Linked DNA regions of Homo sapiens: region 2 is linked to region 1. The links are chromatin contacts, found by Hi-C in ENCODE. All regions are on one chromosome and are shown on one strand. Each heading gives the region's core, a stretch centred on a gene start or an enhancer-like site at or near the end of the contact. The rest is flanking DNA. Distances are from core to core; before and after follow the strand shown. Region 1 overlaps LOC124901245 (a long non-coding RNA gene). Region 2 overlaps SLC22A23 (solute carrier family 22 member 23).

Region 1 (2,843 bases), core at 157-2,656:
GCTGGAGAATATATATTTGTTTTACTATGTGTATCGCAAATAAAATATCAATTTCATGTGCCAGAGAATTGAATACATTATCAAAGGGTCATTTCATAACGTTATAATCACCATCCATCCTGTAAGTCCTTTGAAATTTCTTCTTTTCTATGGATCTAACATTGATCAATAACGAATTCCTAAGCATCTATATTAGTTAGCCCAGTGTTTCTCAAAGTCCACCGCATGTAAAAATCATCTAGGGAATCTTTCTAAAATGTGGATTCTGATTTAGTAGGTCTGGGGTGAGGTCTTCCCTTTTGCAATTCCAGCAAGTTCCCATGGGATGCTGGTACTGGTTAATGGAAGTCACTTAGAGTAGCAAGGAGCCTGTTTGCCTAGTATTTACAATGAGCACGTTTTGGGTATCATCAAAACAAGAGAATCTAAAAATGTATGGTGTGGGTGGAAGGTTGTGTTACTTGATATTTCAAAAAGATCATTGAAATCAGAAAATCTCAGAGATATGTTGGATTTCATCACATTTATTCTATGGCTTAATGTTGTTTTATTTTGAATATATAATAAGAGAGATACCACAAATCTTTAGCTATTAATATTTAGGGATGTTAATGTCCTTAATTCATATTGTCTCAAATGTGATTCATTCCCTCTATAGGTATACTAAAACAGGCATTCATGCCTACAAAACCATCTTCCTAACTTTCTTTCCTCTTTTTAGTCTCTTCCTGAACCAGTGACAGTGGTTCTCAAACATTTTGGTCTGAGGACCCCTTTATGGCCTTAAAAATGATCGAAGAGCTTTTATTTATGAAGGTAATACCTGCTAATACTTGTTGTAATCTATTAACATTGAGAAATGTAAAAATTTTTATTAATTCACTTAAAATATCAATAAACCCATTATTTGCTAATATAAATTGCACTTTTTAATGAAAAATAACTTTAGTTTCTACTGTGTGCTTCTGCATTTTGAAAATATGTCTAGGATACGGTATGTATTTAGGAGATATTTTCTAAATAAATGCATATTCATTTTTTAAAATGGGACAAATGTAGCATAGACATATTTTTGCTAACAATATCCATATAGTTGCAAATTTCACTTTTAGAATTTGCTTTCAAAAACAGGTTGTTTATTCTTCTTTGTTATGCCTTAGTTAGTAAATCATATATTATAAAACTTCTTCAATGCAATTGGTCTTTGGTCAGCCATTGACATAGGAAGAGTTAGAAAGAGTCCAGGGCTCCTTGGTACTGGCTGTGACTGGATAAGTAGGTTGTGGCTTAGTTTGTGTTTAGGTGTCATAACTAGGCTAGGTTTGGGTCCCAGAAAGTGCTAGCCTTACTGTAGGAGAGGAAGTGGTATTGCTGGGTGTGTCCTCAGGTCAGGAAGTGGGACGAGTGCAGTATGGAAGCCCAGGGGGGTCCTTGTGACTGGAGGAAAGGTGAGGTTTCCAGTAAAGGATTCAGAATTCGGGCATGGTGCAGCATGCCTATAGCCCCAGCTACTCAGGAGGCTGAAGTGGGAGGATCACTTGAGACCAGGAGTTCAAGGTTGCAGTGAGCTGTCATTGCGCCACTGCACCCCAGCCTGGGTGACAGAGTGAGACCTGTCTCAAAAATAAATACATAAAAATAATAATTAAAAAAAAAGGATTCAGAATTCTAGAATACATATTATCTTTCTATCATGCAGATCTGTTCTTAGGATTGTATTTTCCAAATCATGAATAAAATAATTTCCAAAATACTTATTGGGAAATTATATATATGTACTGTATTACTTGGAATAAAAATCAAATAAAAGTCAAACTTCTTAATGTGGCTGTAAAGCCTTGATTATTTAAACCTTGCCTATTTTTCAGTTTAATCTTTCAGCCACACTGGCCCTTGTGTTAATCCTAAAACATGCCATGCTTTTTCCTACATTAAAGCTTAGGGTTTTTGATATTTCTACTGCCTGGATTTCTCTGTTCTCACTCTTCCTCTTGATCACCATGACTTATTTTTCAAGTGTTGGCTTAAATGTCCGTCTCACAGATAGCCCTTATCTAAATAACAGCTTTCCCTCTGGTTCCTAGATAAATTAGGACCTGTTTTTTTCTATAACTTTCTTAAAGTATCCTATTATTTTCCCTGATAAAACCTTGTTGGACTGTTTGTCAGTATATTTATTTGCCTGTTTGTTTGGTGTCAGTTTCTCTTTTTTTCCTGTGTGTTTTGTTTGTTTGTTTTTTTGAGACGCAGTTTCACTCTGTCACCAGGCTGGAGTGCAATGGTGCAATCTCGGCTCACCACAACCTCCACCTCCCAGGTTCAAGCAATTCTTCTGCCTCAGCCTCCCGAGTAGCTGGGATTACAGGCATGTGCCACCATCCTGGCTAATTTTGTATTTTTAGTAGAGACAGGGTTTTTCCATGTTGGTCAGGCTGGTCGCAAACTCCCGACCTCAGGTGATCCGCCTGTCTTGGCCTCCCAAGGTGCTGAGATTACAGGCGTGAACCACCGCACCCGGCCTGTTTGTTTGTTTTCTTATTAGACTATAAACTATATGAGATCAGACCATGTCTCTTTTGTTTATCACTCTGGCCTACCTGCTAACACAGTGCTTACACATAATAGTAGGTGCTCAAGAAATACAGTGTTTGATGGATGAACGTAAAATTGTAAGAGCCTGAACTAGTGTAATATCGAAAATAGGGAGGAAGACATGAATTAGGAAAGCCTTTGAAAAATTAGCATGTTCTGTGATAAAGCTACATCTAGGCAATATTTTTTGATACTTTTAAAAAAAAAACTGTAATAGCTACCCAATATTTAGGAATGATACACATCACACA
Region 2 (2,843 bases), core at 192-2,691, 570 kb after region 1:
GTTACAGCTTCAACGCTGGAGCTTTGAGGGGACAGTACAGCTCATGACAGCAGAGCTCCAGCATGGACCCTGAGCAGGGCAGCTCTGATCTGTATCTGCACCCGGGATAGTTCCCTGAAGCCCTAGGCCTGTGCATTCCCCAACCTGCTGGACTGGCCCTCTCTTGTGGTACCTGATCTTATCTGTGCCTTTTCCCTAAATCCCAGTGTTTTGGTCCTTGGACCCTAGCTGAGTGGCTCTTTATCACTCCCTTGCTTCAAATCCTCCGTGGCTCTCCATGACCTTTAAGGTGAAGTTGGGCCTGGGTGGTAGGTTTCACGGTCTCTGCCTGCCTCTCCTGCCTCCATCCCCATCATCCCCACAGGGACCCCAGAGCTCCACCCACCGATTTGTTTATTTCCCAAACAATGCTGTGTTCCCCCATGCTCTTCTTTCAGCCCAGAGTCCACCCCTCCATCCTGTTGCCTCCTTCAGACCTTCTTGGCTCCCTCTTCCTCCCTTCCCGTTTCCCACCCCTGCTGTCCTGGCCTGAATATATATCCTCAGCCCCTGGGCCTAGCAGGTACTCTGTAAACACTTCCTGCATGGTGCCAGTAAGGAGGTGGCGAAAGGGTTTTGCTCTCATTTGAGTGAGGTTGGATGGCTTAATTCTAAGATGACAAGAATAAAAGAGGACAGATTCGTAAGTTGGCTCAAACCTAAAGTCACATTTCAGTGAGCTATTGAAGATTAAGAAGAGTTATGTAGCTTATCTGAAATGGCAACTAATCAAACTTGGGTGGATCATACTGGGCTCTGGAGTTGATTATGTCTTTAAACCACTGCTGTTCAGAACTTTAGGTAGGTCACAGAGCCTTTTCTTCACGTGGAACGGGCCCATCTTCGTCCAGGGCCGCAGTGGCTCCGGTGCACTTAGAGTCACCCTGGGGAACTTTCAGAAATGCCTGTAGGACCCCAGCATCCATCGTTTAAAAGAAGTTCTCTGGACACTTTCCACGGGGTATGATTTTGCTCCCAGAGAACATTCGGCAATGTCTGGAGACATTTTTGTCGTTGTTGTCACACCTTTGGGGGCATGGGGGGAGGGTGCTACTGGCGCCTGGTGGGTAGAGGCAGGGGTACTGCTAAACATCCTACAGGGCACAGGACTGTCCACACCACAAGGGATGATCCGGCCCCAGATCCGGCCCCAAATACGGCAAGTTTGAGAAACCCCGGTCAGATCCGGCCCCAAATACGGCAAGTTTGAGAAACCCCGGTCTAGACTAATAAAAACACTCATTGTATTTCCTGACCACACCCAACAGATGGCCAAGCCTGTGGGGTGGGACAGTGGGACCTCTGCTCTTTAACCCACAGTACGGGACACATGGGTGTTCAGGCTGAGGGTGTTTCATCCTGCTGGGAATTCCCACAAGGCAGCCACGGTTCCCTGCCCTCTGTGAAGAAAGGGTTTGCTGAGCTCGTTATGGAATAAACAAAGCTCAGCAGGCAGCAGGCACGTTTAGCCCACCTAGGAAAGCATGTTTGGGAAAAGGGCCATAGTATATTTATACAGGAATGAATGTTGCTAATGACCAAGTCACTCCTTGAAGTAGGTCCTTTGAACCTCTACTTAGAATAACGGTTAATTACTAGAAAAGGAAACGTTTGTTTGGAAGTAAAAGGTACTTATTTTCAAAATGTCTCTAATTCAAACTAGCCTTTTCCATAATTAATTCCTATTACGGTGGTTTTATAGTGTTGTCAGCAGCAGGAAACTGGAGCTCTCCCGTGGGACACAGACACCAAGCGCTGGAGGCCGGAGCTGAACGTAAGCACTGTTTACGTTTGCTGAGTAATAGATCAGGCTGGTTCCCGCCAGGGGCCCAGGCAGCAAGCCTGATGGATCATCTAGTCCCAGTGAAACATCTGCTACCTGTGCCAAGGCAGGCACCTCGTGGCTTTGCCGGCTCCGAAAGTGAGTGTGCTAGGTATTAGCTGGACTGCTGGCCGGGGCCCCCTTGGGTATCCAGAGTGACCCCTTCCCCAGCAGGATGGGTCCTGCTTACATGATCGCAGCACTGTCTGCCTTGTCTCACTCTCTTGGCCCTGGACTTGGTAGCGTTGTCTTCCTTTTGGAGTGTTCTTGATGTTCTTGGTGCCTCTAGCACACGGCTGTCAATGGTGGTGGCAGGGGAGACTTAGCTGGGTGTCCTGGCAGGGGCCCATGTCTGACTCTCAGAGCTACTTTCAAGCAGGCAACAAAGATGTTCGATTGGAGCCCATCTGGCTAGAGGGAGTGAAATGCAAGAAGGTGATGGGTTCCCACAGGAGCCTGTCTGGGGCTTACCGGTTTCTGGAATTCTATTTTCTGGAGTCATCAAAATCTTCACGAAAAAATTAGCTGGGTGTGGTGGCACATGCCTGTAGTCCCAGCTACTTGGGAGGCTGAGGCAGGAGAATCATTTGAACCTGGGAGGCAGAGGTTGCAGTGAGCCAAGATGGTGCCACTGCATTCCAGCCTGGGCAACAAGAGCAAAACTCTGTCTCAAAAAAAAAAAAAAAAAAATCTAGTAAGTTCCAGAGTGGGTTTTTAAAATTATTATTATTTATTTATTTATTTTTTGAGACGGAGTCTCGCTCTGTCACCCAGGCTGGAGTGCAGTGGCACGATCTCAGCTCTCTGCAAGCTCCGCCTCCTGGGTTCACGCCATTCTCCTGCCTCAGCCTCCCGAGTACCTGGGACTACAGGCGCCTGCCACCACACCTGACTAATTTTTTTTTAATTTTTTTTTGTTTTTAGTAGAGACGGGGTTTCACTGTGTTAGCCAGGGTGGTCTCCATCTCGTGACCTCATGATC

The links. Hi-C counts contacts between places; a loop is a spot of excess contacts on that map. Pooled maps may share reads with other maps.
Region 2: a loop to region 1 is called in a pooled map of psoas muscle, with 2.2 times the contacts of the local background. The contact joins two enhancer-like sites. A Hi-C loop is called at or near these places in 2 of 50 pooled maps.

The regions. Positions count from the first base shown.
Region 1 is chr6:4,009,479-4,012,321 of GRCh38, reverse strand. LOC124901245 (a long non-coding RNA gene) reads left to right here. Exons shown (of 2, transcript XR_007059415.1): 2 at 722-2,843. Among named protein-coding and RNA genes, the nearest start is that of PRP4K, 10 kb to the left of the region's middle. Within about 2 kb of position 1,406, at least 3 of the 41 ENCODE cell types and tissues checked have a DNase peak (open chromatin) inside an H3K27ac peak, as active enhancers do.
Region 2 is chr6:3,437,454-3,440,296 of GRCh38, reverse strand. The region is part of intron 1 of SLC22A23 (solute carrier family 22 member 23); the gene reads left to right. Among named protein-coding and RNA genes, the nearest start is that of SLC22A23, 18 kb to the left of the region's middle. Within about 2 kb of position 1,441, at least 8 of the 41 ENCODE cell types and tissues checked have a DNase peak (open chromatin) inside an H3K27ac peak, as active enhancers do.